Regions from separate parts of the Homo sapiens genome. Here region 2 is linked to region 1. The links are chromatin loops, found by intact Hi-C in ENCODE. Cell type or tissue: psoas muscle. All regions are shown on one strand. Links, peaks and the distances in the headings refer to the core of each region. The heading gives the core; the rest is flanking DNA.

The links. A loop is a pair of places that touch in the nucleus more often than their neighbours do. Peaks named below come from ENCODE experiments on the same cell type or tissue, not always from the same donor. Only the 100,000 strongest peaks of a DNase experiment are listed, where the experiment ranks them.
Region 2: a loop joins it to region 1, with 7 times the contacts of the local background. A loop is called at or near these places in 16 of 110 quality-filtered maps.

The regions. Positions count from the first base shown.
Region 1 is chr1:8,845,307-8,852,345 of GRCh38, forward strand. No RefSeq gene overlaps it. Among named protein-coding and RNA genes, the nearest start is that of MIR6728, 18 kb to the right of the region's middle. In psoas muscle, for the core only: a CTCF peak has its summit at 3,777 (motif pointing left); DNase peaks (open chromatin) are centred at 3,705 and 4,035; H3K27ac peaks cover 2,025 bases.
Region 2 is chr1:8,700,996-8,708,034 of GRCh38, forward strand. All of the region lies in intron 1 of RERE (arginine-glutamic acid dipeptide repeats), which reads right to left. Among named protein-coding and RNA genes, the nearest start is that of RERE, 110 kb to the right of the region's middle. RefSeq lists silencers at 224-323, 2,039-2,658. In psoas muscle, for the core only: a CTCF peak has its summit at 2,647; a DNase peak (open chromatin) is centred at 2,506; H3K4me3 peaks cover 2,424 bases; H3K27ac peaks cover 3,366 bases.

The DNA.
Region 1 (7,039 bases), core at 723-5,722:
CAGCCAGCGGTGGCAGGAATCAGTGCTCTGAGAGAGTGAGCATTGATGTTTTTGCTCATCATGCATTCACCCTTTCTCTAGTCACAGCGCCCCATTCTTCTGGTGGGAAACACCCCCCTCCCAGTCTCAGTCCATTCTGTTGGGCGAGGCTGAGCTATCTCCAGAATCTAAGGGTGACCATGTGACCCAGGCCTAATCAATCAGTGATTCCATCTCCCTTGGCGATAGTGATTGGTTCAAGGATACACATGTAACCCATTTTGAGCCAATGAGAGTCAGGCTTAGGGTTTTTGCTGAAACAATTGAGAGAAAGAAGCTAGGGGTGCTGAGCTGAACCTACAGAGGTGCTGGGGCCACCAAGCGGAGAGATGGATTGAGGCTGAGTCCTGATGTCATCGTCTCAGTCTCTGGACCCAGCCGTGCCTGAAGCCACGTCCTTTTTGGTTTAAACTTCCTTGAATTGGTCACTGCTGTAGGTTCAGCAGATGAAAGATGCTGAACCAACTGGACCCCAAACCCACGCCCTCTTCCGACACTGCGCCGCCATCAGCCCAGATCCACCAACCTGGCTCCCCCCGGGGAGCAGACGAGGTCCACCAACCCAGGTCCCCCCGGGGAGCAGACGAGCACGTGGGCACGGCTTTGCTGTTGTTTTCGCCTTTGGATCAAACTAGCCCCAGGGACTTGGGAAGCATAGCAGAGCCCAGGAAGCTCTCTGCACCTTTCCCTCTGCGTCCTTCCCAGTCACCTGCTGTATCTTCCCTCCTTTCCAGGAAGGAGGCAATTAGAGACAAGTGAAATGTAAGCTTCCATCCACCATCTCAAAGGAGGCAGAAACATGGCTTGGAACCCAAACGTAACACTTCACAGGCTTTGTATCTGGCACACTTTTGTTATTCTTGTCATCCTAGGGATGTTTTCTTATGGTGTCCAGGAAAAAAAAAGAAAGAAAGAAAGCCCTTATGAAGAAAAGAGAACCAAAGTGGGGAGCCTGCTTATGCCAGCATCTACATAGATTTCCAGCATCACTGCTGGTTTGATAAATGCAGCTCCTCTGCCCCTGGCTCGTGTGTGACCATGTTTTTGGCAAGAGCTACATCCCAAGGTCTCAAGTGCTGTCTGACGACACATCACTGTGTATAGTTCCTGAGGGACTTTGCTCTCCGAACCTCGTGTGACAATAACCCTGAGGAGCCCCAGTCCCCACCCTGCCATGTGAGTGGGACTTAGGTACAGGCAAGATTTAATAAGTAGGCTGTCACTGCTATTTTGCAGGGATCAGTTAGGACAAAGGACACCCAGGCAGGCCAGGGCATACTTTTTGGGGGACTCACACATTTGAGGTCAGCAGTGAATTTCTAAGTCTCTATACTTTTTTTTTTTTTTGAGATGGAGTCTTGCTTTGTCACCCAGGCTGGAGTGCAGTGGCACGATCTCAACTCACTGCAACCTCCACCTCCCGGGTTCAAGTGATTCTCCTGCCTCAGCTTCCCAAGCAGCTGGAACTACAAGCGCCCGCCACCACATCCGGGTAATTTTTTTTTTCTTTGCAGACAAAGTCTCACTCTTTTGCCCAGGCTGGAGTGCTGTGGTGTCATCTCGGTTCACTGCAACCTCCGCCTCCTGGGTTCAAGTGATTCTCATGTCTCAGCCTCCTGAATAGCTGAAATCATAGGTGCCTGCCACCACGCCCAGCTAATTTTTTTGTATTTTTAGTAGAGATGGGGTTTCACCATGTTGGCCAGGCTGGTCTCGAACTCCTGACCTCAAGTGATCCGCCCAACTCAGCCTCCCAAAGAGCTGGGATTATAGACGTGAGCCACTGTGTCTAGCCTTCATTTTGTTGTTGTTGTTGTTGTTTAGTTGAGACAGGGTTTCATCATGTTGGCCAGGCTGGTCTCAAACTCCTGACCTCAAATGAGCCTTGGCCTCCCAAAGTGCTAGGATTACAGATGTGAGCCACCGTGCCCGGCCCTAGGTCTCTATACTTCCAGGTCATTTGAATTGGGGTGACATTAGTGTGGAGACATCATCTCTGTTTATTGGTGAAGTAAGCTGAGAGTGGCCTTCTTTCAGGAGGAGGGGGCCACCGCCTACTGTGAGAGACCCCCAACACATAGCTTCCCCTTAGGGCAGAGTAGGATTGGTCAAGCCTTTGTTTTTTCAGCAATTGTCCCTGTTTCTACTCTGGAAGTCATATTTCTCTAGTATGAGGCATTATTTCTGCAGTGTCTAGGCCTTAGGAAGGTGTTGGCTAGAGACTTACAAGGGTCTTTTAACACTGCAGGCTCTTTATGCCAAATACTGCAGCCCATTTCCTATGGAGGTTGGCTGGCTGGCTGGCTGGCTTTGATGTTGGTGGATGAGATGAGGCCCAACATTCCATAAAAACAGGGAAAAAGTGTGACCAAGATGACCAAGAGGAGAGACCCAAGGATCTGATCACTCCCGACCCCGCCTCGGGCTGCCCTTCCCCAGACCAGGCACCCAGGGCCCCTGCCTTGTGTGGAGTCACTGATTCTCCCCGAATGGCCCTAGAGCACTCCCTCAAACAGGTGCTGTCACTTGGAATGACAGAAATCAGTGCAGGACACCTGTGGAAATTCTCCCCTGAAGTTGCAGCCTGACCACAGATGCCCTCCATATGAGCACTTGGCATAGAACCCACTGGTTCCCTTTAAAGCAGGTGCACGTGAACTTGGGTACTCACCCTGTGGCTGCCTCTGCCATGCTCATTTCCAAAGTGGTCCCCGGGGCTGGTCCCAGGAAGTATTGTTCCCGGCCCTGGTTTGCTGGTTTTTCTGGCTTGTGGCTGGCCATGCCACACACAGCTGCACCTGCTCTGCGGCTTTGCTTCCCAGTGAGGCGGAGGCAGGTACTAGGTCTCACTGCTGAAGATCAGAGTTCAGTGCTAGGGCAGCCAGAGAGGGAGGGGAGCTGTGGCCAAGCAGAGAGGCAGGGAGGCACAGCAGCTGCTCTTCCCACAGCTGTTTCCTCCTCTGTCCTTTCATCCACTGAAAGCCTGAACAAAAGACCTCAACACACAAGAAATGTGAGGGAAGGAGATGTTACCCAAAAGGTTCAGAAATCAAAGTGGGAGGCCGGGCGCAGTGGCTCATGCCTGTAATCCCAGCACTTTGGGAGGCCAAGGCGAGTGGATCACCTGAAGTCAGGAGTTCGAGACCAGCCTGGCCAACATGGTGAAACCCCGTCTCTACTAAAAATACAAAAATTAGCTGGGCATGATGGCAGGCACCTGTAATCCCAGCTACTCGGGAGGCTGAGGCAGGAGAATCACTTGAATCCAGGATGTAAAGGTTGCAGTGTGCTGAGATCACGCCACTGCACTCCAGCCTGGGCGACAAAGCTAGACTCTGTCTCAACGACGACAACAAAAAAGAAATCAAAATGGGCCAAGGAAGAAGTCTCGCTTTGACCAGGTCCCATGGCCTCTGCTGTGCCTCGTCCCAGCATCTGCGGTGACACAGGAGAGAGTGTTGACAAGGATGTGCTGTCCGGGAATCTCCCTTTATCCAGTGACAGCTCCATTCATCTCACCGAGCTTTGCCCAGAGCTCTGGGCTGGCTTCACTCTGGCTCTGAGTCCCTGTGAGCCACAGGGTACAGTCCACTTGCAACAGTAAACCTGCGCCAGCCAGCTGGGGCTGGAGAGAAGGAAGGGCTGGGATGGCAGCCAGCCCAGCCAGGCAGCGTGCAGAGCCAGCAGCTAGGGGAGGCCACGGAGGCCCAGGGTCTTGGGGCAGCCCCACTGCGCCCCCTGGCGGCTGAAGGAAGCTCCTGGGCGCGTCTGGACCTGGACCACCAGCTGACCTTCTGCACAGTTAAAGAGTAGCTGTGACCTGGCTTTCATATGCAGAAATAAATAAATAAATAAATAAATAAATAGAGTAGCCAGGAGGAGTAGCCAGGATGAGGGCCCTGACCAGGGCTCCTTACATATTGTGTCTCACCGCACCCCTAGCAGGCGGATGCAGGGGCGCCCTGCTCTCATGGCAGGGAAAGCTGAGCTGCACCTGCAGAAGGTTGGGGGAAGGATTAACCCCCTCCAACCCCCCCCGGTACAGAAGAGCTCCTCTCCAGCCCCGTGGCCCTCAGCCCTCAGGCATTGTATGTTCTGGCCAGGAGTCCTGGTTGTACACTGGCCGACCTAGAGCTTCAATTTTCCCAGTCCTAGCCTAGCCTGGTGTAAGCTCAGTGAAGGCAGCAGTTTTAACAGTGCTAACTGCACAGCGGCGCTCTTTCTTAATAATAACAAGAAGGACAGCTGGGGGTGGGTGTGTACTGGGAGTGGCCACGACCTCTGAGCACACTGTCTGAAAACACCACATTTTCAACAGTGTTTTTGGTTGTTTCGCTTTTTTTTGAGACAGAGTCTCACTCTGTCACCCAGGCTGGAGTGCAATGGAGTGCAATGGTGCGATCTCTGCTCGCTGCAACCGCTGCTTCCCGGGTTCAGGTGATTCTCGTGCCTCAGACTCCTAAGTAGCTGGGGATTACAGGTGTGCGCCACCACACCCAGCTAATTTTTGTATTTTTAGTAGAGACGGGGTTTCACCATGTTGGCCAGGCTGGTTTCAAACTTCTGACCTCAGGTGACCCGCCCACCTCAGCCTCCCAAAGTGCTGGGATTACAGGCGTGAGCCACTGTGCCCGTCCTTCAGCAGTTTTTAAGGTGATCTGTTGGCAGTTAAGACTTAGACTTTTTTTTTTAAAGACGCTTTAAAAAAAAAAAAGACACCTTTTCAACAAACGGTACTGGGACAACTGGATATCCACATGCAACCTTATATAAAAATGAACTCAAATGGCTCATAGACCTAAATGAAAGACCTAAAACTATTAGACTCTTAGAAGGAATTAACAGGTGCAAATCTTTTGGAGCTTGGATTAGGCAATGGTTTCTTAAATACAATACCAAAAGCACAGCAGCAACAACAAAATAGACAAAGTGGACCTCATCAGAAGTAAACACTCTTGTGCATCAAAGGACACTATTGGCTGGGCATGGTGGCTCACGCCTGTAATCCTAGCACCTTGGGAGGCCAAGGCAGGAGGATGGCTTGCGCTCAAGCTGGGCTCAAGACCAGCCTGGGCAACATAGTGAGACCTCATCTCTACAAAAAAATTTTGAAAAATTAGCTGGATGTGGTGGCGTGCATCTCTAGTCCCAGCTACTTGGGGGGCTGAGTGAGGGGATCACTTGAGCCCAGGAGTTTGAGGTTGCAGTGAGCTATGACTGTTCCACTGTACTCCAGCCTGGGTGACAAAGCAAGAACCTGGCTCAAAAAAATAAATAAATAAAAGTAAATAAAAAGTTATATAAGGCACTATCAAGAAAGTGAAAAGACAACCTACAGAATGGGAGAAAATGTTTGTAAATCATGTAACTATCAGTTCTATCAGAATTCTACAACTCAACAAAAAAACACAAGCAACTCAATTCAAAAATGGGCAAAGGGCTGGGTGCGGTGGCTCATGCCTATAACCCCAGTAGTTTGGGAGGCCAAGGTGGGCAGATCACCTGAGGTCAGGAGTTCTTGACCAGCCTAGACAACATAGTGAAAGCCCATCTCTACTAAAAATACAAAAAATTAGCTGGGCGTGGTGGTGGGTGCCTGTAATCCCAGCTACTCGGGAGGCTGAGGCAGGAGAATTGCTTGAGCCCAGGAGGTGGAGGTTGCAGTGAGCCGAGATCGTGCCACTGCGCTCCAGCCTGGGTGACAGAGTAAGAATCTGTCTCAAAAAAAAAAAAAAAAAAAAAGCGAAGGAGGATTGCTTGAACCTAGGAATTTGAGACCAGCCTGGGCAACATTGTGAGACCCTCGACTCCACAAAAAAAAAAAAAAAAAAAAAAAAAATTAGCTGAGTGTAGTGGTACATGCCTGTAGTCCCAGCTACTTGGGAGGCTGAGGTGGGAGATCAAGGCTGCAGTGAGCTACAAGTGCGCCACCGCACTCCAGCCTGGGCAACAGAGTGAGACCCTGTCTCAAAAAAAAAAAAAAAGTACTTGAATAGTCATATCTCCAAGATTACAAGTTGATGGCCAGACACAGTGGCTCGCACTTTGGGAGACTGAGATTGGAGGATTGCTTGAGCTCAGGAGTTTGAGACCAGCCTGGGCAACATGGCAAAACCCCGTCTCTACCAAAAAATACAAAAAAATTAGTTGGGCATGGTGGCGCTCACCTGGAGTCTCAGTTACTTGAGGGGCTGAGGCGGGAGGATTGCTTGAGCCCAGGAAGTCAAGGCTTTGGTGAGCCCTGATCAAGCCACTGCACTCCAGCCTGGGTGACAGAGAGAAACTCTGTCTCAGAAACAAGAGCAACAAAAACAAATTGACAGTAAGCACATGAAAAGATGTTCAACATCATTAGCCATTCGAGAAATGTAAATCAAACCCACAATGAGATACCCCTTCACAACCATTAGGATGGAATTTAAAAACACAAAAAACGGCTGGGCGCAGTGGCTCATGCCTGTAATCCCAGCACTTTGGGAGGCCAAGGCAGGCGGATCACCTGAGGTCAGGAGTTCAAGAACAGCCTGGCCAACATGGTGAAACCCAGTCTTTACTAAAAATACAAAAATTAGCTGGGCATGGTGGCACACGCCTGTACTCCCAGCTACTCGGGAGGCTGAGGCAGGAGAATTGATTGATCCCAGGAGGCGGAGATTGCAGTGAGCCGAGATCGCGTCACTGCACTCCAGCCTGGGTGACAGCGCAAGACTCTGTCTAAAAAAAACAAAAAACAAAAAACCCAGAAAATAACCATTGTTGGTGAGGATGTGGAAACTCGGACTCCTTGAACCCTGCTGGTGGAAAAGTAACATGGTACAGCCATTGTGGAAAACAGTTCAGCAGCTTCTCAAAAACTGAAACATAGAGTTGCCATATACCCAGCAATTCCACACCCAGGTGTAGACCCGTAAGAACTGAAACCATAAGTTCACACAGAAATTTATACACAAATGTTCAGAGGAGCCTTATTCATAACAGCCCTCAAATGAAAACAACACAG
Region 2 (7,039 bases), core at 721-5,720, 140 kb before region 1:
GCAAGCACGGTGGCATGGGAGAGGGATTAAGAAACACAACCAGTCAAGTCCATAAAACCTTCAGTGTAAGATAAAACTACCCTGTAGGAGCAGCCAATGCATTCTGACCTAACAGCTGTACACAGTTGCACTAGTTAAAATGAAAAGCTAGTCTGCATCACACACAGGCAATTCACTGAGCCTTACTGATACGTTGATGGGGTTTACCATCACAGTCTTCCCTCCCCTAACCTACAATGTAAAAAATGAATTGCCATATAGCTGAAGGCACCGGGATGGGGGTGAGGGGAATACACACACACACACACACACACACACACACACACACGCACACACTCCCTCCCTCCCTCTCTCAGGCATTTCAAAAATAATCACAACCATGTAGATTGTAACATATCCTATACGCTATAAAAACACACACACAAAGGAAGTGGTACAGCTACATTACGTCAGCTCTTGCCTCAATTCATAAATGCAAAAACCACAAAACAAGACAAAAATCTAAACGGCCTTTTTCTGGAAATCTTAGAGTGAATGAATGTGGGTTAAGTCTTTAAATATGTTATTGAACACTTCTCGCAGATGCATTGCTTTCATCAGCCACGGGGAGGGAAAAAGTGTAATCTTGGTCAATTCTATCATGCAACCAGATCAAATAACATTTCAAGTGCAGCCTGCCAAGCGCCAGCGCCTGCCGGAGTACAATGAGCGCTCAACTGCTCTGGACTGAAAAACCATCTTTCACTGGTCCCAGGGATCTTTATAAAATAGTTTAAACACTACTAAATTACAGAGTTAGAAAAAAAAAATACAAGCTCAACTCTGCTGCCCCCACACTATTGTGAAGCTGCTGTTAAGCATCTAAAAATCTGCCTTGTGTAATTTACTAGGCAATGTAAATATTCAGAAAGGCAACTGCCTCTCAGAGCCCAAGTCTAACACATGCATAAAAATGTAGAGTTGGTTGTGCTTCTGGAAATAATTGCCCACAGATCAACGTGCTTACATGGGATATTGTTCCCATCTGTAAGGTTTCAAATCATGTCTACTTTAAATTTGGAGTTTCCAGAAAGAGGAAAAAAAAAAAAAAGCCAGAACTCAAAACAGTAATTTTGGCACAGAATTGTGAGGACTTTGTTAAATCTGTTCTCAACTTTTACTCAGTGTCTCAATCTTAAAACACAGAGGCACAAAGGGAAAATGGAATTTCTCTGTAGACACCCGTGTTCATTCACAGACCATTTTTTAGATTTTCCGTGTGGCTGAGAGGCCTCCAGCCAAACAATGCCCACAGAGCGCGGGGCACATGTGCGCCAGGGACGCTTAAGGGCTGCAAGTAAAACAAAGTAACCTATTACAGGAGTTTCCTTCTCAGCAAACAAAAAGTGGTCAAGCAGGTCTCCCTACAGTTTCAGAAAACAAGAGTTGAGTAAACAAGAGAGGAGAAACAAGGAAGACAGCATCCCACACTAAAAAATTCTTTTAACAATTTAAACGTAAAACAATCGTCAAGAGTACCTCCGCATTTTAGCTACTCTGGCAAAATAACAGTAGTTCGGTCCAAGAAGAAAATTTCATTTGTCACTTAAGTAGCCTCAAATCAAGTCCATCAAATTCATTTTATTTTTAAACTTGTTTATTCCACAGTAAAGCAATGAAGTTTCTGATCAAAGAGCGACTTCTGCATTATACTCGGCTTCAAAAGCACTTTCCTTTCAGAAGAAAAAAATAAAAATATATACATATACATGTATTTTTAAATAGTGTTTTCTCTCCCCCCTCAAAAAAATGTTTTCTGTTCGATTTAATTAACTGAGATTTCAAGAGTTTGGGGCTACTTAAAAACTAGTGAGCCCAACAGAAATGCAATGGGACACGGCAAATACTGACTCCCCGTTCCTGGAAAGCCATCATCATTCTTAGGAACACCCGAGTTCCATCTTTCTAGGGTCGGCTGGAACACTCCGTGCACCCACCCCGAGCCCCCCGCCCGCACTTGTCCAACTTTCTGGCCCGAGATTCGCGTCCCCCTCGACGCACGAGGCCGCCGGCCACTTGCCTGCGGCCCGCTGGCGGCGAGAGCTGAGCCCGCGGGCCTGGTCCTCCTCCTCCGGCGCAGGGCCCCGCCAACTCCGGACCCGCGGAAAGGGGCGGCGCAGGCGGGCAGGTGGGGGCCCGGGGAGTGAAGTGCACTTGCTAAAACAAAAGGAGGCCTGAGCGGCCGCAGGGCACCGCGGCGCGGGCGCAGGTCCCGGCGGCTTGGCGGCTCCGGGAGGCGGTGGCCGCGCGGGGCCCCGCCCGCGGCTAGGGAGGCGGCCGCCCTGGCCCGAGCCTGCTGCCCACGGCCGCGGCACTCAGCTCGCACTCCTTCAGCCCGGGAGGCCGGGCCAGCACTGCCACATGCCGGTGACCCAGACGCCGGGAGAGAAAGAGCAGACTCCCCGCGACGGCGGCGGCCGGCAAAACCCGGGCTGGAGCCCAGCCCGCTCCGCGCGCACCCCTGCTGGCCGCCGCCGCGGGCGCGCGCACACACAATGCCAGCTGCAATTTTATCTCCTTCGTTGCTTGGCCAGCCTCCACCCGCTCCAATCCTCCCTCCCCTCCGACAGCCGGAACTGGGAGCCTGCGTGATTGATGGCAGCTCTTAATAGCGTGGTCAGCTAGAAAATGCATCTGCAAGCAAGATATTAAAGAGGCAGCGCATCCCTGTGAGTGATCAGCATTTCACACATCCTAGAGCTGCCTCTGCTTCTGCCAGGAATATTAATGCCAACCACCTCTGACGTCTAATAAATGCAGATGAAACAACCAACAATCACAGACAAGCTAAACATTTATTTCAAAGATGCACCGGGAGAAAGCAGCATTGTTTCGTGTCAAAGAACACTTCTGACCCCAGTTTTCCTTACACATTAAGAATTCTCTGCAAGCCATTTGTTTAAAAATCTCACCAATCCCTTTTCCACAAGTAAATAAAGATCCATCTGTTAGACAAGACATAGCTTAAATTGTGCATGATTGAAATTCATCTAATAAGGAAGCAAAATAAGTGCACATTCCTTACCATGTGGCTTTAAATAAACATATAACCTACCAGCTACCAGATTCCAAACTCCCTCATTAATTCAATTTTTATGTGAATCTTAACAGATTACCAACTGTTAATTTCAAACTAATTTCTTACCCACCCACAATTAATTCTGGTAAAAAATATATATATCAACTTGCTAAATTTTATTAAAATTAAAGTACATTTAAAGCATGTATTCTCTAGTGGTGATAGCCAAGATCATTTTGTCCTCCCAAAGACATTGTATAGGAATTTTTTAAATGTATTCCTATAAAATACAAATTCTAACTATTAAGTTCACTCAGTGTCAACCCAAATTAGAAAGGTACAAGCTGAAAATTTAAATGATTACTTCTGGTATCTTCACTATTACACCTTTCCCCTTCCAGGCAAGTTTCATGGAACTCTCAAATAGCTTCATAAATGTTAATTAGACTTTCCAAGGCCCTATAAAGTGGCTGCATTATCAGGTACTCTCTTTCCAATAAACAGAGAAATTTAGACAGATTAAAGTGATTTGCCTATAGTCTCTCAACAAGATGGGGGTGGGGCCAGGCTGAATAGAACCCAGGGGTCCTGCTTTGTTGCCACAGACAGCCAAACAGACATGCACATGCATGTTTGCTATTTAAAGATAACTCTGCTGGTCTCTCTTTAAAGACAAATCAAGTTATTCTACAGGACATAGAAATATCTGTCTCAAACTCCTAACACAGCACATGTACTGAGAGCAAGAGCTGATGAGGCATAATGTCTTTGCCCCCCTGAAAGGTGGCTGTGATCAATACAAATCAGAGATGGTCTGTAGTGCAAATCTAGCTCTGCTATAAGCTCCACTAAACACCATTCCTCAGTGAAACCATCCTGAGGGGGACCTGTGACTTGAAAATCTGCTTCATATCCAAGTGGCTATGAGATTACTCCATATATGTCAGAGATGAAATTGATCCTAAAGCCTTGCTACAAAGCTACTCCTGTACTTGGACACACTTCCAATTTTCTAACCAGCTATATCCAGACACATGGCACAGGCTGAAAAGAATTTCTTTTTTCTTTTCTACAGACCATTTTAAAAGTGCCAGTTTATAGTGAGTTGGAAAAGGCTGGTGAGAAGAAGCAAACCGCTCTATTCTGAATTCATACTGTACCTAGTCTCTCAGGGATTCTAAATGCTTTGACAGCATTTTATGCCACTCAAATTCTTTTGTGCTCATCTTGCACCTGCTGCTAATCCAACCTGCACCCAGCCCCCCACTTTGCAGTTACACCAGTTTTTCCACTTCCCCCAGGTATAGGGATTTCTACCACAGGCCAGCAGGCTTCTTCCCACCAGAGCAGGAATAATCTCCTTGCAGCCCCAAACAGCCACTCACAGACCGTTTAAAGCCTCCTTCAGATCTCAGGTCAAACATCACTTTTTCAGAGAAGCTTCCCCTGAGATCCCATTCTAGGTCAAGTTCCTTTGTTATAAGTTCTCATAGAACTGTGTTCCTCCTTCACAGCATTGATCTCCGTTTGTAAGTCATGGGTGTGATTTTTTTTAACACTCATAGCCCCTTCTAAACAGTTCCATAGAGTTCTATAGAGAAGGTTCTATATGTTTGCTCATCATGTAGATTTATGTCAGGTACACAAATCTGTTGAATGAATAAATGAACTGAGGTCAACAACACTGCTTTACTCACTCCATATATTCTCTGCACATTTCTTGGCACAAAGAAGCCTATCTCAAATAAGTAACATCTATGCAAATAAGAATATCTTCTATTGGCCGGATGCGGTGGCTCACGCCTATAATCCCAGCACTTTGGGAGGCCGAGGTGGGCAGATCATGAGGTCAGGAGATCGAGACCATCCTGGCTAACATGGTGAAACCCTGTCTTTACTAAAAATACAAAAAATTAGCCGGGCGTGGTGGCGGCCACCTGTAGTCCCAGCTACTAGGGAGGCTAAGGCAGGAGAATGGTGTGAACCCAGGAGGTGGAGCTTGCCGTGAGCTGATATTGCCATGCACTCCAGGCTGGGTGACAGAGCAAGACTCCGTCTCCAAAAAAAAAAAAAAAAAAAAAAAAAGAATGTCTTCTATTAACCTTTAAAAGCCTAGTAAGCCAAGAGTGGTGGTTCACGCCTGTAGTCCCAGCCGCTCAGGAGGCTGAGACAGGAGGATCCTTTGAGCCTAGGAGTTTGAGTCCAGCAACATAACAAGACTCAGTCTCTAAAAAAAAATTTAGAAAAATAAAAAGTCTAGTAAAAAGGAGGATTTTTATCCCCATTTTATGAAGATATAAAATAATTGTGCCTGGGGTTACTCAAAAACACAGAGATCCTAACTAGTGTCCTATTTCCAAGCTACACTTTTTAAGAGTTAATGAAGTATAGAAGCCATCGCTAGTTTATTCAAGCCAAGTTCTTCCTATTACCCAGCCCTTAAGGGATATGCAAACAGCCACAGGTAAACTGGACAGAGGACTAAATCTTGTATACACACAGAGCAATATAAACAGAATATAAAACTTAGAAAGTACTTTGTACACTAGTTTGTCTTCAAAGCTTCTCAGAATGCAAAAGCACTACCAAATTCTGCTGTGAATGAGGGGAGTTCATTCTTACCTCCCTTTTACACTGAACTTACTTTATTTTCAGGTTTTTTTCTCTAAGTAACAGACCTGACATGGAAGCCTTCGAAAGAGCTCTTTCCACCTAGGAACTCAATGGTGGGTGTACTCCTCAAAGTGAAACATTTGTTTTAACCCTCATTAGTATGAGTTTGTAAATTACTTTGTGAAGAGGAAAAATCAAAGTTATTACAACAAAAACTATAATTTTTCAGGTGTTTTGCACATGACCACATGAAAAAGTAATAGGAAGAATAATTATGTAAGATAAATGAAAAATATTAGATATACCACATCCCTCCCAAATTAATACTCATTATGACTGTCAGCATTCCACAAGGGATTCCTTGGTTCCCATGTTATCTCCCTGGCCTGGTCTGCACCATTGCTTCTTTTTGTCCTAAGCTCCATTCCACACAAATTCCAGCTCTCCGTTTCCATAACACCCGTCATTTATCAAAACAACCCTGTCAAGTTGAGTACCATTAACAGATAATGAGAGGAGACAACAGATGTGGCTGGAAGCAAAGCACTCTATATTCTACAGGCCTCAGCATGCAGCCAAGTGAGCTGACATCTGACTTTATCCTAACAGTTATAATTAAATCGAAAGTCTAGTTAAACTAACATTAAAGCTATGACCAGAAACATCACACAGGGGAAATGTGAAGGGGAACCTTAGCAATAGCTGAACAGGACCCACATTATTCCAGACCCTTAACCTGGAGCAACCACCCTGCATGGACTCTCTCCACCACTCCGCTCTGTCACAGCAAAGGAAGAATCATAACCATATCTTCTGAAGATGGCAACTTTGGGCCACTTTCCAAGACCACCGAGGCAGCAAGGAAACTGCATTTTTACATGAAAGTTTAAACAGTAGCACTCATTTAATAACACTAATAAGTGTCAAAATTCTAACTATCAAGTTACCTGAGACAATCAACATTCTTTCCTATAGCATTATCCAGTACAACCATTCAGACCAAGTAATTTAGCTCACCCATGTCAAAATGTCAAAAGTACACCCCAACGTCATCCAGCAAACAGTGACTGAATCCAGGATTGTATTAGTACCAGTTAGCTATGTCCGCATAGGATGCTAGGGTGGAGAGGATTTGATTTGTAACACAGTACTCCACTTTTATCCACAGTTTCGCTTTCCAAGGCTTCAGTTACCCTGAGTCAACTACAGTTCAAAAATAGGTGACTAAGGTACAGTAAGATACTTTGAGAGGCCACATTCATATAATTTTCATTACAATGTATTGTTATAATTGTTCTTATTATTGATAATTTAATTTCCCTTATAAATCAAATTTTATCATAGGTAGGTATGTGTAGGAAAATAGTA